Regions from separate parts of the Mus musculus genome. Here region 1 is linked to region 2. Evidence: chromatin loops called from intact Hi-C (ENCODE). Cell type or tissue: left cerebral cortex. All regions are shown on one strand. Links, peaks and the distances in the headings refer to the core of each region. The heading gives the core; the rest is flanking DNA.

Region 1 (12,474 bases), core at 3,466-8,465, 400 kb before region 2:
CAGTCTCCCCAAAACATGATCAAGAAGATCTCAGCTATGATGACATCATCACATTCCCACGCCCAGTCCTGACTGGCGCCTCAGGCCAGCACCACCACAGCCGTCCTTAACCCCGGTATCAGTTTGAGGTTTGAGAATCAAGGTTCTTAAAAAAAAACAAAAACAAAAAAATAAAACAACCCAAGAAGAGAGACATGAATCAAAGCAATATACAGGAACAAAAGAGAAAAGTCCACTGTCAAGAAAGAGACCACAGAAACCCAGCAAGACAATCACAGCAACTATGAATATAGTGGTAGGCAAGTCTAATAAATATTCACACTACCCACACATATGCCAATTTGTAGCATGGTGGGTCAGGTACAGAAAGATGAAGAGGTAGGGAATGCTCACTGGGCAACCAGGGCACAATGTGACAGAGATATCAGCAGTAAGAATGAATTGCTTACATCTGATATAAACAAAAGGCACCCAAGTTCCATCTGAAATTACTACCATACAAGCACACATACGAGCTTTCCCAAAGTCTTCATAGAATTCCATGTGATAACTACAGTGGGGGAGACAAAACAAAACCCATTTTCTGTCACCATTCACAGCAAGAAGGGACTTAAAACAGAATCAGCCATGGATACTACATCACCAGGCAAAATAACAATGGTACTAGAAAACTGCCAAATACACCAAGTACCTCCCAAATCAACGAACAGATAAACAATGACACCACTCTGTAACCAAGATAAGCTGATGTGGGCAAGGACATGGGCCACAGGCTACTGAACACGCAGAACAAGCAAATCCCTGCAGATTGTGGCTGGGGACGGCAGGGAACAGATGTAGTGTGCCAAAATCTGGCAGAGGTGGGCACAAAACCTCATAGCACTGAATACTCCAGCTCATACTCTCCTGTTCCTTCACCCATGAAGGGCAGCACCCTGCTCTGTCTAATGCACCTGGACTACTAGGTTTCCGGTTTGATTTTGTTTGTTTTGCTGTTGTTGTTTTCTGTTTTGTTTTGTTTTTTTGCTAAATCTGTAATTAGGTTTGGATCCAGAGTGCCCAGTAGGCCTACCTACTGAACATCTAGTCCCAGCCGCCGCCATCACCATCATCATCTGGTCCCAGCCATCATCATCATTATTATTATATTATTTCTTCTTCTGATGATGATGAAGAAACTATTATTATAGGTTAGCTCAGGGAGTTTAGTATCTGGAAACAATACATGTCTGTATTTGAGTATGGACTACGTATGAGATAGCCACATTCCCTCATTATTCCTGGACAGTGTTCATTATTATCGTCACAGACTATGCCCTCATTCTTATGGCAGCAATGGCAATAACTACCGAGATGTCACCAACCAATTCTTATACAACGAGGGTGAGGGCGGATGTAAAACTGGACCTGGAGATGGCACAACAGTTAAAAAGGTCCTGTCTGCTCTTGCAGAGGACCCGAGTTCAATCCCCAACAACAACACAGCAACTCACAACTTCCTGTAACTCCAGCTCCAGGGACTCTGACACCCTCTTCTTGCCTCTGTAGAGGCCCACAGTGGTACACAGACATACATCAGGCAAATACACACATAAAATAAAGAATGGTAAAAATGAACCAATGGAAATTATGACAATTGTTTTCTGACATTACTTATTGTAGGTTTCTTTTTTTTTTTAATAAAAGATACACATTAAACTGAACTTATAAGCTGTAAAACTCCTAGACAGAAAAAAGGCTATAACCTGTCTCGTGAATGAATCTCAATAGACACAACACTGAGAAAGGAACTACATAGTAAAGTACACCCCACATGCTCCATCACATTAAAATACAGAGGCAGGCAGCACGCCAAACTCCACGGAAGCCTTAGCAGACACCCACGAAGATGAGAGTAAGGACTGGCAGAAGAAATGGACTGCTCTGTTTTTAAATGTATTGTATTTGTGTGTGAAAGTGTACAATGTCGCAGGGGGTGTGCAGGTCAGAGAACCACCTGTGGAAGCTGGCTCTTATCACAAGTGGGTCCCATCAGGCCACCCAGTTCAGTGGCAAGCACCTCTATCCACTGAGCCACACTGGCCCTTTCTGTCTGTTCCATTAAATCACCAAGATGTACATATCCTCTAACATATGGCTTAAAAAGCGGAGTGCAAAACAAGGACAAAGAGCAAACTTAGGTAAATTCATAGGTGAAATCCTGCAGGAATTTAAAGGGTCACCACATCTGATGGATGAGCAGTTTAAAACTGTGAAATAACCTGTGTCTTCTCAGGGCCATGACTCCAACACACAAAATAAGCAGTCTCTATGCTAGTCTGAGAACAAGAAAGTCCTCATGGACCACCTGCCTGACTCTCGCCAGTTGGTGACGAGAGCCTACTGTACAATCCACAGAGACTAAGGCAGAACTGCAAGTTTGCTACTTGTATGGAAGACACATCTTTCTGAGCTAATAGATTAAAAAAAAAAGCCAGGACAGCTTCCCTTCCCAATGACCATACAGAACAGAAGTGGTCTTTGACAGAGATAAAACTCTGACTTTAGCAAAACACAGTGGCACACACCTGTAGTCTCAGTACTCTGAAAGGTGAGGCAGGAGGATTGCTGAGTTTGAGGCCAGCGTGGACTACATAGGGAAACACTGCCTTTAAAAAAATTCAATTATTAATAACCCTCCCCTTACCTCTTTTATACAACTTGTTAGCTACATTGAGGCTACTGGGCTACTGAAGTATGTCTAGCACAACCGTAAGTTTAACCTTTACTTAATGGCAAAGTCAGTGGCCACGATGCTACAGCAGTTCAAGATCCTGAAGTGGGTGCTACCTACCTATAGAGCTTATGTGTAGTGTACATTCTGGGTTCACTCAAGTGCAGGTTGCAATTTAGACAATGGTTTACTTCATAGCACTGAGTTAAAACAAAACAAAACAAAAAAACCATCAAAGCCCTGGGGTAGCTCATAAAACACCTTCAAAATTAATGTTCATGATATTTAAGCAAAGGCATGGTTAACCCAGACAGTCTGGGGTTAGCCCTAAATGCTCGTCCAGGTAACCTCCCCTCCTAAGAGATGGTGATGGGACCAGAGGCTAAACCCATGTGAATGACTGGAGGTTGGGCCAGGGTCTTGGAAGAGGGAGGCCAGGATGGATTCTTTCTAGAGTCCTGCCAGGGAAGTCGTCCTGACATTTCAGTGCCTGGGGCCTGGGAGTTTTACAACAGCCGGGGGACAGTGGCAGAGGTCACTGCCACTATTAACCTGTTTCCATCTACCAATACTGCTAAGTTTGAATATGAATTCCCAGTCATCCTCAAGGCTCAGATTTTAAACCCCATTTAGGGGTCATCATGAAGCAGCCATTGAGAGGCACAATGGAGTGCCTGACCAGGGGTCCTATGGAGCAGCACAGCCAGTCATAGAGCCAGAGGCAGCGAAGCTGCTTCCCACCCACAAACAGTGACTGTTGTGGGCTCCCGGAGGAACGTGGCTCCTGAGCCAGCAGCAGCCTGCCTGGGACCAGCCTGCCATCAGCCAGTACTGAGAGCTAGCTCTGTGAGCTGGTGGAATGAAGTGGAAGTTAAACCTCGAACAGGCCATGCAGGGAGCCTTTGCCACCACGTCCACATGAAGGTGCTGGCTCTCCTAAGTCACACTCCACAGGCTACAACCCTGACAGACACCTACGGTGCTTCTCCACTTTTTTAAGTTGTCATATAGCAGTTTCATTATGACATCTTTTTTTGTTGTTGTTTGTTTTTTGAGACAGGGTTTCTCTGTGTAGCCCCTGGCTGTCCTGGAACTCACTCTGTAGACCAGGCTGGCCTTGAACTCAGAAATCCGCCTGCCTCTGCCTCCCAAGTGCTGGGATTAAAGGCGTGCACCACCATGCCTGGCCCATTATGACATTTTATTACATTATCACTGTACCTTGTTCAACTCACCTCCAATACTACCCTCTCCTTCCCCTCCCTCTCCCCAGATGTCCCCCTTTCTGCATCGCTGTGCTTGTTTAGAGACCTCTGGGTCTATACCTCAGAGTGTGGTGGCTCAGTGACCAGGTCTTTGAGAACTCTCCACTGGTTCACAGAAGGCTGCAGCAGTCTGCATCCCCACTGCAATTGTGCATAAGGCTTCTCCATGCATTTGCTCTCCTTTCTCTTCAGGGTACCTAGTTTGCCTGGGGTAAGATGGAATTTCAGCACAGTTTTAACCAGCCTTGCTCTGGTGGTTGAAGAGGAATACCTTTCCAGATATTTACTGGTCATTTGTATTCTTTGTTTTTTTCTTTTTCTTCTTCTTCTTCTTTCACCACCATGCAAGGCCAAACTTTTTTTTTCTTTTTTTTTTATGACTCACTGACTTGTAAAATGAAAACATTCTAAGTCGGAGAGAACTTCAGGAGTGAAGTTCTGTTCACAACCTTAAGTTTGGGCACCTTCAGAGCATAGCTATCTGCCTTCATTTCCTAATTTAGTCCACCAAAACAACACAATTTCTGAGTGTTGTCCTGGTGTCCCAACTCTTGGCTGTGAAGATCACTTAACAAAGAACTTGTAGCACGGTGGAGATTTAAACATTGAGCTGAGCAGCCCTAATTAAAAAGGAAACTTTTCATTTCCTTGTGTAGTGCTATACAAAACTAAGAGTCTGGGGAGATGAAGAAAGCAAAACAAGGAAAGAGAAAGGGGAAGATTCCTCCATTTAATCCCAATGTAAAAATGACTTTATAGCACATCTCAATCCAAGAAGCAACAGAATGGATCAGTGACCGTTTACTGCTGTGATCCTAGTTCTCACGAGGCTGAGACAGGAAGACTGGGTGGTTAAGTCTGGACCACAGAGAAAGGCTCCTGTCTCAAAATACAAAGTAAGACAACTCTAGTAATTTTTTTATCATATGCTTCTATTACCAAAACTCTTGCTCCAATCCTAAAAGACTCTTACAGAACATAAGCCTTTAACGCCCTCAAAGACTTATATTATGGCCACGATTGATTTAAAAAGGGGGAATTTAGGCCGGGGTGGGAGTGGGGGGGGGTGTGGTTTGCATTCACCTTTAATCCCATCGTTCTGGAAGCAGAGGCCTGTGGATCTGTGTGAGTTAGAGGCCAGCTATCTACAAATCGAGTTTAAGAACTGCCAAAGGCAGCCGGGCGTGGTGGCGCACGCCTTTAATCCCAGCACTCGGGAGGCAGAGGTAGGCGGATTTCTGAGTTCGAAGCCAGCCAGGGCTACACAGAGAAACCCTGTCTCGAAAAACCAAAAAGAAAAGAAAAAAGAAAAAAGAAAAGAACGCCAAGGGCTATAGAGAGAAGTCCTGCCTCGAGAAACTAAAGAGGGAGAGTTTGATGCTTAACATGAAACACCCAGCAGATTTGTCAGTTCTCCCGTTATAAAATGCTACTCAAGATAGAAACAATCAAAATTTTCTATTCCACTTTTCACCTTCAAAATCAAATTGTAATTATGAAGTTTTTTTTAAATTAGAAAATAATGTTTTCCCATCTCCAAATCACTAATAAAATCATCATAGTTGCTGAGATTTACAGGACCCAAAACAACAAAATAGCCACTCTCGAAGGCTGCGGTTGTCAATCACCTCCTACGTCCTAAAAATCTCGCTTCTCAACTCGAGTGCGCGGAGGCCCTGCCAGCCTCAGGTGTCCGCGAAGGGTCTCAGCCCCGGGAACGAGCTGTTATCCACGGAACTACCCTGCAGACCCCAGGCCCCCACCACTACCTTTACAGACAAATACTCCTCAATGGAATGTCCAGACAGATCTTCCTCCTCCTACTCAGATACCCCTCCCCCTCCCATCGTGGGTTCCACCGCCACACTCCCAACAGCGTCCACTAGGTGGTCCCTGGACCCCTCCCAGCACCGTGATGCTTCCTCTAGCCCCCTCCCTGCACCACGACGCTTCCTCTAGCCCCCTCCCCACGTTGCGAGGTTCTCCTTAGTCCCCCTTCCTGCACCGGGATGCTTCCTCTAGCCCCTTCCCTGCACCGCGAGGCTTCGCCTTGCCCATTCCTCGGCCCCACCCCCTCACGGCAAGGCTTCCCCTCACGCCCTCCCCGCAAGGCCAGGCTCCCTCCCCACGACTACCAGGCTTCCCCTCTCCCTCTCCCACCTACACTCCCCGCTTCCCAGCCCGCAGAGCGGCGCAAGCCTTGGGCTCACCTTGCGCTTGCGAGCCTCGGCAGTTCCGCTCCACACGAAGCACTGGTAGATGGCCCGCAGGTTTTGCTTCCAGTTGTCCACCTTGAAGCTGCCCAGGTGCGAGCAGCCAGGCGGCGGTACCGCCAGCTCAGCGTCCATGGCCTCGACCTCAGGCTCCGGCCTGGCCACCATGGCGGGCAAGGCCCGGGCGCGCGGGGCAGGCGGCGACGGGGGCGAGGACGACGCCAGGGCGGCGAGAACAAAGCTGGGGGACAAAGACCGCGTTGAGAACTCAGGCAGGCTACAGCAGCACCCACCGCACGCGCAGCACCCTCTGACTTCGAGGAGGGCGGGGCGAGGCTGGGCGGGACAGGGCGGAGCTGTCCGCGGGAAAGGATAACGTCACCCAGGCCGGCGGCCTTAGTGCGCAGGCTCCGCTGCTCTAGACCCCGCCTATCAGCCCTCCTCTCGCCCGCTGGCTCCAGAGAAAAGCCGAAGGCCTCGGGTTGGGTCAACAGGGTCCCGCCCTCGCGTCACACCATTGGTGGTTTGCCGGTCTAAGACACGGTCTGCGCCTATTATAGGCTTTCGAACCGCCTCCGGAGACGCCAGCGATTTGACGTTTCGAGTCTCTCCTTGGAAGGCGGGGCGTGCTGAGGATTGGGTAAAACTGAGTGTCAGTCAGGCCACTGAACCGGTTTGCACCGGCCTGAGCTCTGCCGCAAAGAGGCGGGGCGACGGAGGGGTGGGGCAGGGTAGGGCCTGCGTCTGCGAGTTCTCTGAAAGGAGGGTTTCTAGGTTCTGTTTGTTGGTCCTTGGAGTTCCTAGTGTGGGCGTTTCTGCAGAGACTGCCATCTTGGCGACTGTGTTGGGTACCGCAATGCCACAGCTGGAGATTGGGCGTGGCAAGAATACAGATCTTCCCTTCCCTAGGATATTATTCAGCGTTATCCTATTGAACTAGAATGCCAACTGGTATACGAATTTTTTTAGTGGCTACATTTTGTACAATATTTTGCACCAAGAAAGATAAAATTAATTTTAACAAGCAGTCAAATAAAGACAGAATATCAAGTCAAATTTTTACATTGGCTTTGAAATATCGTGTTATACAGGTTTGGTATAGCAATTCAATTTGTACTAGCCACATTACACTCTATTATTAAGTAGGAACAGTATAGAGCTATGATGCATTTAGCTCTCCTATCTGAGGGTTACACAGATGTGCAGCAAACCAACTCAGAAGAGAAAATATTGATCTTCTGCCCTACAAATTGTATATACCGAGTAAATAGACACCTCTCTCCTGTTATACCTTAAACAGGATAACAGCTAGGTGTCAAACTCAGGCAGACAGGTACCCATGATGTGGAGCAGTGAAATAATTCTCCAAGACAGAAAAGGCAGAAGAAGTAGAGAGTTCATCGGTGTACTGCAGTAACAGCAGCTAGCAGACAAGACAGCCGAGAAAAATTGCCGACAGGCATTTTGATGTCATGGTTCCGAGGAGCAATTGCAGTTGTGGCTTGTCCAATGAGTACCAGCTTGGTCTTAGAGCAGTGATGGTCGTATTCAGGCTTAGATATGGCTTAGCATGCTATCTTAGTTGGCATTTGAGTATCACCCAGAGAGGAGTTACAGCATAGAGAAGGGGGTGGGTGGGGGTTGGTGTGTCTGTGTATATGAATATTTTGGGAGCTACTCAGGTTGAGGCAGGAGGATCATTTGAGCCCGGAGTTTGTGGTCAGCCAGAGCAAATAGTGAGACTCATAGTAAAAAGAGGAAGGGGTGGGGTGGGGAAGCTGGTAAGATGCATACAGACCATATAGGTTAGAGGCAAATATTACATCATTTTATAGTTAGGACTTGAGCATGAGGGTTTTGGCTTACTAAAGGACTTCTGTGTGTGAATGAGTCACTCAGGGCATATTGTGAGGGAACATACTCACTCACACACACACACAAAACCTTTCAAGTACAGTCATTGTCTTGGGAAGCCCTTGGCTTACATGTGATGCTGTTCAGGTATTCTTATCCCACTGCTGGCTATTTTACTGCAATCCAACACAGGTGGGACAAAACAAAACAGCAACTGCTGCCAAGACTTCCATGATCCGGAAGTTGTGGAGTTTAATGGACGGAAAACTAGAACAAAGACTCCGTGTTGAGCAGTGCATGCCTTTGATCCTAGAACTCAGGAGACAGAGGCAGGTGGACCTCTGAGTTGAGGCCAGCCTTGGTCTACAGAGCAAGTTCTAGGAGAGTGAGAGCTACATAGAGAAACCCTGTCTGGTGGGATGAGGGGGACCTGGGTCTAGGACAAATTAGCAGACATCCAGAGCCCCTTCCTAAAGTGCTTTCCACCACACCCCAAATCTCATACTCCCTCACCTGCCAGGCTTCACCAGAAACTCCCTGTACAGTGAAAGTGTTCCATTGTCACCCTGTTGACAATGGCAGTCACTTTCCCACCCCACCCCCACTACCTGATTCACTTGAAAGAATGTATCACTATATCTGTCAGGGGACAGTTACTTGTTTAGTTTACCTTTTTTTGTTTGTTAGGTATGTGTGTGTGTGTGTGTGTTTGGGGGTGGGTACAGCTTAGACAGGGTCTCATCTTGCCCAGATTGACCTCAAACTCACTCTGTAGCTAAGGATGACCCAACTTCTGTATCCACCTGCTGAGTGCTGAGATTATAGGTACACATAACTATGCCCAGTGTGTGAGGGCCTAGGGACCAAACCCAGGGTTTCATGAGTGCCAGGCAAGTACCCTTAACACTGGTGCCACATTCCCAGCCCCTAGGTTTTTTTACTCCCAATGAAGAGTTGATGAGGATGTAATTTGTGTGTTTTATTTCCTACTCTTTAATGTCTACAAGAATAAAATCAAAATTATCTGCCGATTTATAACTTGGTGATTAGTTAGGGTTACTATTGCTATGATGAAACACCATGGCCAAAAGCAGCTGGGAAGGAGAGGGTTTACTTCACTCACAGTTCCATGTGAGAGTCCATCATAAAAAGCAGAGAGGGCAGGAACTGGAACAGGACAGGAACCTAGAGGCAGGAGCTGATGCAGAGGCCATGGAAGGGTGCTGCTTACTGGCTTGTTCCCAAGGCTTGCTCAGCTGCTTTCTCATAAAACCCAGAACCTCTAGCCCAGGGTGACCCCACACACAATGGGCTAGACCCTCCCCCCATCAATCATTAACTAAGAAAATGCCCTACAAGCCCTATTTTATGAAGACATTTTCTCAATTGAGGTTCCCTCCTCTCTGATGACTCTAGCGTCTCTCAAGTTGACATAAAACTAGCCAGTACACATGGTAATTGAAACTGTGTGTCTTTATAGGAGAATCACAAAAACAAAACCAGAAACCCAACCCCACACAAGTAATACATTCACAGAATAAAACACTGGTTAAGGAGAGACATATTTTAGGAAAAAATATTGGCCTACAAAAAAGTAAAATCATAATTAATCAGGAATTCTAGATTCTATTCAGAGGATGGCTTACCTAACATGTTTTGACCCTTTAGTTTAGTTCCCAACACTTCAAAGAAGTATCTGCTAGAACTGAAAGAGAAAGGAAAATTTTCCTTGATATAAACAGCCTAAAAATTTCATATTGAACAAAAAATGTTAAAGCAATAAAGAGAGGAATAAGCAGAGCTGAGAGACTCTAGAAAGAAAACAAGTGAAGCTATAGTTAATGGGATGCGAAAAATGACTAAGAACTCAAGCAAGGAAATGACTATAATTGACACACACCTTTCAATAATGACCTTAAATATGAGCCGTCCCAACTCTCCAATCAAAAGGAACAACCTCGCTGAATTTACTAAGAAACAAAACCCATCTATCTGTTGTCTACAGAAACCCCACATTAGTTTTAAAGATCGGCACCACCTTAAAGAGAAAGAATGAAAGTATTCTCAGCAAAGGGGATCAGGAAGCAAGCAGGTGTTTTCATTCTAACATCCAACGAAGTAGACCTCAAACTACAATGAAAGAGAGACAAAGGTATTTCATACTAATCAAGGAATCAATCGGGAAATGTTACATTACTAAATATATATGCATGAGATTCTGGCGCACCATGTTTTATAAAAAAGCACACTAAAAGAATTAAAGTCACAGATAAACACAAACTCAATAATAGCTGATTTCAACACCCTAGCTTCTCTAATAGGTTAAGTGAACAAAAAATAAACAAAAACCTCAGAATTAAAGGATATCCTACATCAAATGGACCTGACAGATATCTACAGAATATTCTATCCAAGCACCAAGGAATATACATTTCCTCAGCAGCACACAGAAGCCTCCCTCTCTAGAATAGACACAGAGAAAACTTCAACAAATACAGAAAATTTAAATAAGCCCCACATATCCTTTCATTATGGAGTAAAACAAAACAAAACAAAACAAAAAAACTAGTAAGTGTATAAATTTATAGACATCAACAACTCATTACTGAATTATGGGTGGGTTAAAGAAGAAATGAAAATACTTCTGGGACTAAATAAAAATGAAAACACACCACAACAGACCTTCAAGACACAATAAAAGCAGTCCCAAGAGGAAAGTTTACAGCCTTGAGTGCCTACCTAATAAACAAACAAACGGAGCACAAATAAATGACTTAATACTGCAATTCGAGAATTTGGAAAAAATGAGAACAAACCAAACTCAAATCCAATAGACAGCAAGAAATAAAAAATCAAATCAGAAATTAATAAAATAGAAACAAAGAAAATAATACAAAAAACTCAATAGATTTAAGCTGGGCGTGGTGGCACACGCCTTTAATCCCAGCACTTGGGAGGCAGAGGCAGGCTGATTTCTGAGTTCAAGGCCGGCCTGGTCTACAGAGTGAGTTCCAGGACAGCCAGGGCTATACAGAGAAACCCTGTCTCGAAAAATGAAAAAAAATGTTCATCTCAATATATGAAGACAAAAATTACATGATCATCCCAATCAATTCATTAAAAACCTTTGACAAAATCCACCATACTTTCCTGTTAAAAGTCTGAGATTGAGGACTGAAGAGAACGCACCTCGACATAACAAAGGCTGTATGTAACAGCTTAATATTTTCCTTACTGGAGAAAATTAATTCTACTAAAATCAGGAATGAGACAGGGCTGTCGATTATCCCTGTTTGAAGTATTTGAAGCACCAGCCAGAGCCATACATCATGAGGGAGAAATTAAATGGATACAAATAGGAAAGGGAGAAGCCAGACTATCCCTATTTGTAGGAAATGTGACACTATACATAAGAGACTCCAAACACCTCCACCAGACAAATTTGGGAAATAACAACTAAAGTGGCAGAGTACAAAATCAACTTACAAAAATCAGCAGCCTTTTTATTCACTCACAACAAACACACTGAGAAAGCGATCATGTGCACAGACCCATTTACTGTGGCATCACAGACTATAAAATGTCTTGACAAAGCCTAACCCAGGAGAGAAGAGGCCTTACAGAAAAACTTCAAATCTCTGAAGGAGGAGACTGAGAAAGACACTTGAAAATGGAAAGGCATCCCAGGTTCATGCATTTGCAGAATTAATATTGTGAGTATGACCATCCTACCAAAAACATTTTATACATTCAATCCAAACCAAATGCCCACATCATTCTTCACAGAACCAGGAAAAAAAAATGTCCTAAAATTTGTAGGAACCAGAAAAGACGCAGATGGCCAAAGCAATGCTGAGCAAAAAGAATGATACTCAAGGGATTGCCATTCCAGACTCCAAGACACATTACAGAGTTACAGTAATGAATGCAATGTGCACTGGCATAAAACCAGACTATATAGATCCTTGGAACAAAACAGAAAGCCCAAATGTGAATACTTGTAACTACAGCCATCTGGCATCTGACAGAAGCAGAAAACCACACACTGGAAAAATGACAGCATCCGCATTCGACAAATGATGCTGGAAAAGGAGAATGAAATTACCCCCATGTCTACACAGAGATTAAAAAATTAGCCCCAGGTGGAACAAAGACATCAGACTGAAACCTGAAGTGCTAAAATTGGTAGGAAAACAAAACATGGGCAGAACTCTACAAGATTTAGGTATGGGAAAGGACTTTCTGACTAGGACTCTATGTGCCCAGGTTTAAGATCAACAATTGGCAAGTGGGAACTCATAAAACTAAAACGTTTCAGTGCAGCTGGGGAAATGCCAAGTGAAGGAGAAACCTACAAGCAGGAGAGAGGCTTTGACAACTAGCTATACAGAGGATGAGCGTCCAGAATATACCAAGAATTAAACAACAA
Region 2 (12,474 bases), core at 2,609-7,608:
CTAACAAGTTCCAGGACAGCCAGAACAGGCTGAGACCCTGTCTCAAAAAAAGCAAAACAAGGAGCTGGGCGGTGGTGGCGCATACCTTTAATCCCAGCACTTGGGAGGCAGAGGCAGGCAAATTTCTGAATACAAGGCCAGCCTGGTCTACAGAGCGAGTTCCAGGACAGCCAGGACCCTGTCTTAAACCCCCCCCCCCAAAAAAAAGAAAAACAAAACTAGTAATAAGTGTATTTTTTAGAAACTTGACTATGCATTCTCAGGCCTGGATACAATGTTTTTCTGTCAGGTATGCTCAAAGCCCTGCTGAGTTTAATCCCCTGCACCAAGTAAATAAACCAGAGCATGGTGGCACATGCCTATAATCTCAGCATTTAGGAAGCAGAGGCAAGATTCAAAGTTAACCTTAACTACACAGTGAATTCAAGCCACCCTAAGCTACACAAGAACCTATCCAAAGAAGGGGGCAGAGTGTTGTCAGGCTTTATCTACTGAATTGGAAACCCTGGGGTGGAGCCTGGCAACCAACTGAAACCAAGCCTCTAGGGAATCCTGATGCACAGCAAATTAGAGAGGGGATGGGTGTCTTTTCCATGAAGTAGTCCTTGTTGGTCTTACTTTAGGGTAGAACAAATCAAGCTCAATGATGGGTGGGTCCCACCCGACCCAGCCAGGAGACCCACTGGACCAGGCCCCATGCCCAGCTCCTAAGCAATCTGCCATGAGGTTGTGACAGGCATACTATGCCATTAGAGTCTCTAAACCACTGTGCTGCAGGATAAGAGAGATGTGACAATGACATTACCAAAGAAGGGTGAGAGCAGAAGGAGGATACAGCCTGCATTCAAGTGATTAATTATAAATGCTTTTAAATTCACATTATGCATTAGCCTGGATGGCCAGCCATCCCTCAGGAGAGCTTATTTCTCCATTTGTCAATTGAGTTACATGACCAAAGCCTTAGAGTCCCTATGGACCAACTCTGCACTGCTTTGAACAGAGAAAGCTGAATTACCCATTCTTTCTCTAGAACACCCTTAAATGCAGTACACTGCTTGAACTAGGATCCACAGGAAGAGAAACTAAGCTCAGTCCACGACCCAACAGAAGAATCAATCCACTCTAGGGAAGCAGGAACCTCAAAGAGGCATGCTTTTTTCCCCCCCTTTAAATTCCAAACCTAAATAAAACACTTATCATATAAAGTAGCCCATTCAATTACTGACACTCAAATTACAGTACTTCCACAGATCCTAAGGTCTGGAGAAAGCCAGGAACTTTAACGCATTTACAGTTCCCAGCCTTTCAGGAACTCAGGGACCCAGTGTGAATACTGAGTCTTGCAGCTTAACCCAGCAAATCTAAGAGTTTTCACTCACATACAGGTTTCAATCCCAACCTTATGCTCTGATGAAAATGGTTCTGTTTTAAATGCTGCTAAAAGAGCATCAAGATTTTAGGATTCAGACTTCTCAATCATCAGACTGCTAGCAGGTATGGTCAAACACACCTCTAGATACTGTGGATGAATATACACTTAGCCATAGACATGTTTCCTTGGGTTTGTTTTTCTAAGTTTCTATTTTTAGGCACTATGAACTAAGAAAATTCTAGGCCAGATATGGTGGCATATACCTTTAGTCTCAGTACCTGGGAGGCAGAAGCAGGTGGATCTGTGAGTCCAAGGCCAACATGAGGACTACATAGAGACCCTGCTTCAAAAGAAGAAAAGAAGAAAGGAGGTAGGGAGGAAGGAAGGAAGGAAAGACAGACAGACAGAAAATAAATTTGGGTTGGAGAGATGGCTCTGTGGTTAAATGTACTAATTGCTCTTCCAGAGGTGCTGAGTTCAATTCCCAGCAACCACGGGGGCTCACAACCATCTATAATGGGACCTGATGCCCTCTTCTTCTTCCTCCTCTTCCTCCTCCTCTTCCTTCTTCTTTTTTAAAGATTTATTTATTTATTATATGTAAGTACACTGTAGCTGTCTTCAGACACACCAGAAGAGGGCATCAGATCTCATTACTGATGGTTGTGAGCTACCATGTGGTTGCTGGGATTTGAACTCGGAACCTTTGGAAGAGCAGTCAGTGCTCTTAACTGCTGAGCCATCTCACCAGCCCCCTAATGCCCTCTTCTGTCATGCAGAGATACAGAAAATACATTTGAGGGTTTGAGATTTGGCTAAGTTAAGAGCACTTGCTGCTCTTTCAAAGGATCCCAGATCAGTTCCCAGCACCCATGTCCAGAAGCTTGTAGAATCCCGCACCTTCTTCTGGCCTCTGAGAGCACTATACCCATGTACACATAGAAACACAAAAATAATAAAATAATAAGCAATAAAATAAATCTTTTTTTTTTAATTAAGAAAGCTAGTCTTGGTGATGAGTGCCTTCAACCTCAGCACCAAGTCAACCTGGTGTACATACGGCATTCCATGGCAATCAGAGCTCCACAGCCAGTGACTGCCTTATCAGAATGTATGTCAATTTTCAAAAACTCAATCCACTGGAGGGCTGGGTACATCTCAGTAGCAGAGTACTTTGCCTAGCATGTGTGAGGCCCCAAGTTCCATTCCCAACACTGCCGGGAAGAAAATACAGAAATCCACTAGATAGTCATTTCACAGTACAGATGGCCAACAGTTTATACCAGAGCAAGATTAAACAGTGGGACTAGTGGTACAAAATCATAGAAGCATCATCCTGGCCCACAGGACTACTTATTACAGACCTGAGTACTATTGTATGTCACAGACTGAACAGAGCCTTGGAAAAGCAAAGAAAGACGAGGCAACCACTGGCCTCAAAGTGTCACAGTCTCAAAATGCCCAGAGTACCCTAACAGACCTTGTGTGGTAGAAAGGTTGGGAGAGCAGAGGAAGAAGGGTCCAAAGATTGGCAGCTGGCAAAAGCTTGATAGTGAGGCAAGCGTAAACCCAAATACAGACCAAGGGCCAACCATGGTATCCTGTGCCCTGTAATTCAATCCCTGGAGAGAGTGAGGCAGGAGAATCAAATTCTAGGCCAACCTGGGTTACACAGTGAGACTCTTTGGGGAATAAATTCTCAGGGTCACTAGGTGCTCATGGCACTCAATCACATCCCATCCACAAGGCAGGAGAACTCTGCACACAGTGGGCAATTGAATCAAATTCATTCTTTTCATGCTTCAGTCCACAAAGAACTCGAAAGTTGCCACTATTAGTGAAATTTAAAACTTCCTTTAACTTCTAGAAGAAAAAAAAAAAAAACACCATTAACATAAATCAGATTCTCCAAAACTTTTCAACTACTTTCACAGGACTCTTATCAGAATCTCCACTCTTGGGAAATCTATTCCTCATTATGAAAGATTACATAAGAGGCAGTCATATTTCCACAGAGAGGTTCTGCAAAGGATGGGCTATTATTCAAGACTGCAAACACCATGCCAGGTATCATCACTTGGAAGTTTCAAATACCTGGGCTGGGGAGAATGCTAAGCAGTCAAGAGCACATACTTTCTAAAGAACCAGAGCTCACTTCCCAGCACCCACTTCAATGGCTCACAACTAAATGCACTCCAGCTGCAGGGGGCATGACACCCTCTTCTGCACTCAGAGGGTACCAACACTATACACTGGCCCCCAGACACACACACTTTTTTTTTTTAAAGTTTCTCGTTTCTTGGTAACTCAGATGTTTGGCACCATACACCCCGCAGCGAAAGGAGACCAACACAGCCCCCATCCTTCTATCTCAGGGCTCAGGGAAAAATCCAAATACTGAACAAAATTACTCAAATCAACCCATGTGGAACAGTACTTTGCAATTCATGTTTATGAAACAACAACCCAGCCACACAGTTACACATAACTAGCCTAACTTTAAAACTAGGAAAACCAAACTTTAAAGTCACAAAAGCAGCCTGGGTGTGGTGGCCCACATCTTTAATATCTCCACCCTAAAAGGCAGATGCAGGTGGATCTCTGTGCATTCCAGGCCAGACTGACTACCCAGTGAGAGCCTGTCACAAACATAACAAAAGCAAACATTCAAAAAAAGAAAAAAAAAACCAAGACCTACAGGTGTTTCCCCAACACAATCATTAATCACAAATGCCCTAAGAAAAGCTGCAGTTCCTCCCAAGCTCGTTTAAATACAGACAAGAGCTTCATTACCAACAATACATAGATGGAAAGCTTAATTACCAATGCAAAGCCGATCACCGAGAGAGAATCCAGTATCTGCCGCTATCACTCTAAATCTAGAGTTACAAGACCACAAAGTTCCCGTTAAGTCTTTCTTATATTACATAATAGGGACATGGATCAAAGAAATTCACCTTTTTCAATCATTTCAACCCAATTTCAATCCCTTCTTCCACAGGGTATTTTCTTGACTGTGCAAAAGAAGAATTCACACTTCTTTCTCATCTTCCCTTGCCCATTTTCTTGTATGAATGTTAAAAATAGCAGGCAAGCGATTTGGGGGAATCCTAAACGTTGAAGAAATCCTTAAGTGTCCCAGAGTTGGGGCTTCCAGCTGTGTCAAACACCCTATCCCTAGATGACCTTGGGCAAGCTAACACATTTTGGGCCTTAGTTCCCCTAGTCAAAAAACACAAGAATAGCTAAATCCTATCTTTTCTGAAACATAGACTTCAAATGCGTTCCCAAGGCAGCACTAAAGTGAAGAGGCCGCTGGGAAGGACTGAGGCCCGAGACCAAGCAACAGACTTACACCGGCCGACCTAGGGTTTCTAGGGAGCTCAGACAATCTGCTCCCCCTGCAAAACCACTGGGCCAACTTCAGGTTGCAAACAAAAACCTGTTGGCCCGGACTCCTCTAGGAATGGCCTGCCTCTCCCAACGCGCTCGGCTCGCGCTCCGACGAAGCCGGCCCACGGGAGAGCGAGGGTCTCCCGGAAGAGGCCGACCCCACGCGCGGCTCGCCCACCCGGACTCGCCCAACAGGGCCGCCAGGTCTCTGCCATCCCACGCGGAACAAAAGGCAGCTGGAGCCTGGCTTCGCCGCCCCCGTCCCCGCTGTGCTGTGGAGTGGGGGCCGGGAAGGGGAATCCAGTCCCGGGGGCGAGAAAGACGTGGGGAAGAGTATCCCCTTCCCCCGGTCCCCTGAGGGAGGGCCGGCCGGCTCGGACCCGGTTCGAGGGGCGAGCACGCTCTGGGGAGGGGCGGGGTTGTTCCAAACTGAAGGCTCTGTCGCTGAGGTGTGAGGCGAGGACAGGAGCCAAAGCCGGGAGGCAGACGTCGCCTCTCTCTCGGCTCCGAGCGGGCTCAGGTGGGGCGGGGCCTGGCTGAGCCGTCCAGCCGGGTGGGGTCCGGCTGGCCGCACGGTGCACGCCCCGGCCGGCGAGGGGGAAGCCGGTGCTCTTAGGGGCGTCCACGCACTGGAAGAGAAGGTCTGCGCGCAGCCCCGCCCCGCCCCGACTCCCGAGCCACCACCACACCAAGCCCCGCGAGTCCCGGCTCACCTCCGTTCCTGGCCAGCGCGAGTGCAAGGCTGCAGCCGCCGGCGACGCGGGAGAAGCGGGAGCGACCCGAGCCTGTGCAGCGTTTGACACCCACACGCCAGCCAACATGGCGGCCGAGAGGGGGCGCGCCGGCAGCGAGCGCGCGCGCGCGAGCCCCGCCCTCCGAGCGCGGAGGCTCCTCCCACACACACTGGCTCCGCCCTGCCTCGCTCCTAGGCCCCGCCTCCAAACCGGTCCGCCCCTCCCACATATGCCCCCAAGGCCTTCTCTAAATAGCTCCTGCTTCTACACAAACCTAACAAATTTATGAAGCCCTAACTCAGAGTCCAACACATCCCCCCTACCTCAACAATTCCCCAGGGCATACATAACTACCTTAACCATCAATCCATGCTCCTCCCTTAAATCCTCAAGCACAGAACCCCGCCTAGCCTAATCAGAACCATGGTCTCCTAGTATTTCCTCTTGCACGTGAAAAATGTTGTGATGAAGAGACAGGAAGGAGGCCAGGTGCCAGACAGGGTTGATTTATTTTGCTACAAGTGCGTTCACTTCATGAAGATTCACTTATGCATATTTCAGATTTGTATACTTTTCTGTGTGTGCATTTCAATAAAAAGGTTGAGTCCAGAACTTTGGCAGCCCAAGTGGTTGAACCCTCGGCCGCTCGAGTCTCCCATGATTCATCAGGATACTGGGATTTAGCAACCCCAACTGCAAGCCTGCAGTCTCACTCTTATGCACCCAACAAAGCAATGTAGGGCCGGCCACATGCCAAGCTACAGCACACAGAGGCAGGCCAGAGATGAGAGCAGAGCCTTATACAAGAAGGTAAGGAGAGTCCTTTCCCTCTTTCCCCAAGAGAGGATCTCAGAAGGGTCAGAACTGAAGGCTAGACCCCAAAACTGCTAGCAGAGAGCCCTCATAACAGGGTCTAGGACATGAATCAGGGCTCAAGGGGAGAGTACAGGGAACTATTTCAGTTGTTTGAATATGCTTGGCCCAGGGAATGGCACTATTAGGAGAATAGGCCTTGTTGGGGTGGGTGTGGCCTTGTTAGAAGAAGTGTGTCACTGTGGGAGTGGGCTTTGAGACTCCTAGCTGCCTGGAAGACACTCTTCTGTTGGCCTTCAATTTAAGATGTAAAACTCTCAGCTCCTCAAGCAGTGTGCCTGCCTGGACTGTGCCCTGCTTCCTGCCATGTTGGTAATGGACTGAACCTCTGAACCTGTAAGCCAGCTTCAATTAAATGTTGTTTTTATAACAGTTGCCAGGCTAGAAAGATGGCTTAGCGGTTAAGAGCACTGACTGTTCTTCTGAAGGTCCTGAGTTCAAATCCCAGCAACCACATGGTGGCTCACAACCATCTGTAATGAGATCCGGTGTCCTCTTCTGGTGTGTCTGAAGACAACTACAGTATACTTAAATAGAATAAATCAATAAATCTTAAAAAAAAAAAAAAAAGAGTTGCCTTAGTCATGGTGTCTCTTCACAGCAATGCAAACCCTAAGACAATTTCTGTAACCAATCTATGCCCAAAAATTTCATTCTGCCTTTGCTCACTGAAGGAGAGTTTGCAGGTCATTGTACTTCTCAGAACCACAAGTACATTTTTCCTATAAAGAACTCACAAATTCACAAGAAAGAAAAGGCACCTGGGTCTCAAAAGCAGGGAATTTAGAGTCCTTTTCTCGGCCCACGATATATTAAAGCTGGAGGCCACCCCTAACACAAGGTCATGTGGTCACTTTTCTTTTGAAAGTCTAGCTGGAGAACATTCTGGATGCTGGAAGCCCTGACCCATAATTTACTGCTACAGTGTGTCCCTGGATTAATGAATGAAATCACATGTTATGTACCTGCTTTGCCATAAAAACTATAGTTCCATTTTGAACTGGCCCATTGGGTTTCAGAAAATGTGATTTCTCTGTTCCTTATCACAAAGTAACAGCCACTTCTGTAACAAAAGACTAGTTAACAGGAGTGGGCAAAATACAGCTGACTTGATCATTGATGTGGCCAGAAGCCTTCAGCAGTAAAGACTCAAAAGACCCAGAGAAAGCTGACCTACTCCCTATGTGTGTTCATTTGATGAAGAATGAGCCACCATACAGAGACATGATTAGACAGAACAGGGTAGCTCTAAGAGAGGAGACCAGAGAGGTTTGCCTGTTCTGATTCTCTTTATGGCTTGGCTTTCTAGATATATACAGAACCCATTCTGAATGCAAGGTCTAGTGACCTACAGGCTAACTTACAGAACTTCTCCATGGACAACACAGAAAGATTGTCTGGGCTTTGTGGCTGATCTTGGTGGAGAGGAATTCTAGTTTCTGAGGCTCAGCTTGAGGGATGAAAGAGCATAGGATATAGAAAGGCAGGGAAGGGTCAGAAAGAGACTTTGCTGGCAACACCTTTCTAATGTCCTTCAGTTCAAAGTACCCTGCATGTCAAATGACACACTGGGGACCCAACAATCTCATTATAGAGAATGGAGCTTAGAGGAAAAGAGAACTGTCTTGAAATAATAGTGCCTTGCCCCATTTACAACTCCAGATTGACAATGACAGCAGCCTGGCAAGGGTGGAGACAGCTCCATCCTCTGGAACAGCCTGAAAGACTCTCCTCAGAGGCTTCTGCTGAGGTGAAGCCGAGACCCACGAGAAAGGTCAAGGTCTGAGAACGAAGCGGAGAAGAAGAGCTCCTCACTTCAGAATTTGGATGAAATTTTTTGCCAGCTAAGAAGCAAAAGTTCCACCTCGATTAAAAATAATTAATAACATTTGCTGGGAAGCTTCAAAACATAGAGTATTTTATAAAGAAATATTTTGGGCTGGTGAGATGGCTCAGTGGTTAAGAGCACCGACTGCTCTTCCTAAGGTCCCGAGTTCAAATCCCAGCAACCACATGGTGGCTCACAATCATCTGTAACAAAATCTGATGCCCTCTTCTGGAATGACTGAAGACAGCTACGGTGTACTTATATATAACAAAGAAAAAAGAGAAAGATTTTTATCCCAGCACTCGGGAGGCAGAGGCAGGCGAATTTCTAAGTTCGAGGCCAGCCTGGTTTACAAAGTGAGTTCCAGGACAGCCAGGGCTATACAGAGAAACCCTGTCTCAAAAAAAAAAAAAAAAAAAAAAAAAAAGAATATTTAAAAAAAGCCCTGAATGATTATGACCTGGATCCTAACCAGGCTCATGCTTCTCCCAAGCATTGTTTACAATGGAGATAACTTCCTCCTAACTTCCTTTATTTAGAGTTTACCTTATCAATTGCAGCCCTGTCTGATACTCCTCAGAAACCACCCTAGGATTTCAGTAAGATTCTTTATTTTTATTTTATCTATTTATTTATATAGTACATCATAGCTGTCTTCAGACACACTAGAAGAGGGCATCAGATCTCATTACAGATGGTTGTGAGCCACCATGTGGTTGAACTCAGGACCTTTGGAAGAGCAGCTCTTTTTTTTTTTTTTTTTTTTTTTTTTTTTTCGAGACAGGGTTTCTCTGTATAGCCCTGGCTGTCCTGGAGCTCACTTTGTAGACCAGGCTGGCCTCGAACTCAGAAATCCGCCTGCCTCTGCCTCCTGAGTGCTGGGATTAAAGGCGTGGGCCACCACGCCCAGCTGGAAGAACAGCTCTTAACCACTGAGCCATTTCTCCAACCCCCTTCAGTCAGATTCTTTAGTAACTTTTAAAGGCAAATAGTTTCAAAAACGGACCAAAAGGATACATAGAGCTATATAAGGCTATTGCAACAATTAGTCTCAGCACTCAGGAGGCAGAGCCAGGGAGATGTTTGAGTACAAACAACGCTAGCCTGGTCTCCAGAGCGAGTTCCAGGACAGCCAAGGCTACACAGAAAAATCCTGTATATTATAAAAATATAATAATAAAAAAAATTTAAAAAAAGAAAGACAATAAATTCCTCACATCTTATGCTCTCCAGTATGTCTTAGTTTCTTCTAAATATCTCTTTTAACTTCATGCTGAAATTAAAATCTATATTAAAATCTCCTTTAGAGGATGAGAAGATGGATTAGTAGTTAATAGTGCGAACTACTCTTACAGAGGAACTGAATTAAATTCCCAACCCCCACATCACACACTAACAACCACCTGCAACTCCAGCTCCAGAGCGTCCAATATCTCTGGCACCATAGACACATAACTAAAAATAAATCTTTTTAAAATGTCTTTTAATAAGCTCTAACTCTGCTTTACACTGGCTCGTCCAAGGGTGTAGCTTTGTTTTGTTTTGTTTGCTTGTTTGCTTTGGAGAAAGGGCCTCACTCTATAGCTCTGGCTATTCTAGAACTCATCTTGTAAACCAGACTGGCCTTGAATTTAAGGAGATCCTCCTGGAATTAATAGCATGCTCCACCACACCCAGCCAAGGGAAAGGTTTGGCTTCTCTGAGTCAAGGTCCCTAAAAGGGAATTAAGGGAATGTCTCTGAACAGAGCGTCACCTCCAACATGGCCAACTCTGAACCCAGGACTTTTCGCAGCAGGAACTAATTTGAGAGTGAACCAGTATGAATCGGAGTTGGAGTTCATTAAGAAGCGGCTTATGTTGTCATGTTTCGTTTTGAGACAGGTGCTCACTATAAAGTCCTGGCTGGCCTGGAACTCTCTGGTATTAGGTCTCAGAAACTTGGGACCTGTGGCTGAGGTGCACATTAACATATCAAAGAGGTGCTGACCAGCTCTTCCCAATCCCGCTTTTTCCTGTGGCTCCTCCCAGTTCCTTATCACCCTGCCCCCTATCCCCAACTTGTCTTTCTCAGGACTGGACATCCCCCCTAGGTCCCCCAAGCCTGATTCCACTTGGCCATTTTGGCTACTGTGGCTTAGCCTGAGCATCCTCTTGCTCCCCTCCGCCTCTCTTCTTGTGGTCCGGTTTAGTCAGCTGACCATGTTCAACCTGGACTCGTCCCTCTGCCTGCTTTCTCCCTTATATCCACAATAAAAATCTTCTCCATACTTTAGGCACTGGCCTCGAACTTAGAAATCTGCCTGCCTCTGCCTCCCAAGCGCTGGTATCAAAGGCGTGCGCCACCACTGCCCGGCGTCCATTTATTTCCTTGTGTTTCATTCAACTGTGTACACTAGGTTCAAACTCAGAGTTTTGCCTTGCTTTTGCCTCTGCCTCCTGAGCGCTGGAATTAAAGGTGTGTGCTACCATGCCTAGAGACAACCCTGTGCTGGTGAAGGATATAGGATATCTACCAGACTTTTGAGTGAGGGGCTTTTTTTCCTGTCTTTCTATCCTGTCTCAGGATGAACGATAAAACATTTCTGGTACATACCTAGGCATAGAGGACATTACTGACTAAATCGCTGTCTGATTTTTGGATTGAACCCAGGCTCTTACAGATGCTAGCCAAATGTTCCCAGCCACAAGCTCCACCCTAAGATTTTCAATGGTGGGACTGTCTGTGCTGTCTGTCCCCTCCCCCCTGCCCCGTGCCTCCACCCTAGGGTTTCTCTGTGTCCCATGACTGTCCTGGAACTTGGTCTGTAGGTCATGCTAGCCTTGAAGGCAGACATCCTGGGTCTGTCTCCTGAGTGCTGGAATTAAAGGCCTGAGCCACCACCACCACCCAGCTTTCTGTGCTGTCTTATATAGTGACCCACTGCAAGTGTGGTGTGCCCGGGTCCCTGCTGTTGGAAACAAATATTCTCAGGGGAAAGTAATTAAGCAAAGCAACTTCCTTTTAAGAAAGGAGTGCACCTGAACTGGGACCAATCTACCAAACATAATGAGGCAGGAGAGATTGCTTAGGTGTTTGGGTTTTGAGTTTTTGGTTTTGTTTTTTGTTGTTTGGTTTGGTTTGGTTTGGTTTGGTTTGGTTTGGTTTGGTTTGGTTTGGTTTGGTTTCAAGATAGGGTTTCTCTCTGTGTAATCCTGGCTGTCCTGGAACTCCCTCAGTAAACCAGGCTGGCCTCAGAGATCTGACTGCCTCTGCCTCCAAGTGCTGGGATTGAAGGTGAACACCAGCAGCACGGTGACCAGCTGCTTTCTCCCACTGGCTGTCGCCCAGCATCTCATCCTTCCAAATTGACTAATTTTAAAACAAACAAAGGAAATGAAGGGGAAAGGGGTCAGGCACTCTAGGCCGCCAAGTTCCTGGAATAGAGGGTAGGAGCTTTGAATAAAAAAAGAAGATTTATATTCCTTTGCGTAATTGTTTTACAAGGTGGGAGAGATTTATGGAATTTTGGTCTTTGCTAGGCTAACTACCTGAGTGTGTGTGTGTGTGTACATTTACATACATATACATTATGCCATCTCATCTGAAAAGTCCAAGAGTCTTCAGGACACACCTGAAATACATCAGTTATAACTAAGAAGGTGAATTGTTTTTTTAGGTGTATGAGATTCTGGCTGCATGTGTGTATGTACCACACGTGTGGCTGGTCTCTACAGAGGTCAGAAGAAAGCATCAGATCACATGGACCTGGGGTTACAGACCATTCTGAGCCATCCTGTAGGTGCTAAGAATAGAACCCAGGTCCTCTGCAAGGGTGACAAGTGATCTTAACCACTGAGCCATCTCTCCAGCCCTTAAACTTACATGAATGAAAGATAAATAAAGTTTTTAAATTTGATATTTCTGGGGCTGAAGGGATGGCTCAGCAGTTAAGGTCATTTACTACTCCTGCAGAAAAGAGCCAGGTTCGTCTTTCCAGCACCTACATGCTAGCTCTCAACCATCTGTAACTCCAGTTCCAAGGAATCTAGCACTTTCTTCTAAACCAGATATTCATGTGATGCATAAACATATATGCAAGCAAAACAAATCTTTTTTAATAAAGATTTATTTATTATTATATCTAAGTACACTGTAGCTGTCTTCAGACACACCACAAGAGGGCATCAGATCTCATTATGGATGGTTGTGAGCCATCATATGGTTGCTGGGATTTGAACTCATGACCTTCAGAAGAGCAGTCGGCACTCTTTAACACTGAGCCATCTCTCCAGC

The links. Peaks named below come from ENCODE experiments on the same cell type or tissue, not always from the same donor. Only the 100,000 strongest peaks of a DNase experiment are listed, where the experiment ranks them.
Region 1: it touches region 2 in a loop (5-fold over the local background); 1 of 42 quality-filtered maps calls a loop at or near these places.

Annotation. Positions count from the first base shown.
Region 1 is chr11:61,168,527-61,181,000 of GRCm38, forward strand. It overlaps Usp22 (ubiquitin specific peptidase 22), which reads right to left and starts at 6,533. Exons shown (of 13, transcript NM_001004143.4): 1 at 6,189-6,533. The coding sequence starts at 6,359. In left cerebral cortex, for the core only: CTCF peaks have their summits at 5,855 and 7,034; DNase peaks (open chromatin) are centred at 3,506, 5,185, 5,819 and 6,730; H3K4me3 peaks cover 2,688 bases; H3K27ac peaks cover 1,837 bases.
Region 2 is chr11:61,574,089-61,586,562 of GRCm38, forward strand. It overlaps Epn2 (epsin 2), which reads right to left and starts at 5,599. Exons shown (of 11, transcript NM_001252188.2): 1 at 5,479-5,599. In left cerebral cortex, for the core only: a CTCF peak has its summit at 5,601; DNase peaks (open chromatin) are centred at 5,050, 5,626 and 6,166; H3K4me3 peaks cover 2,546 bases; H3K27ac peaks cover 2,247 bases.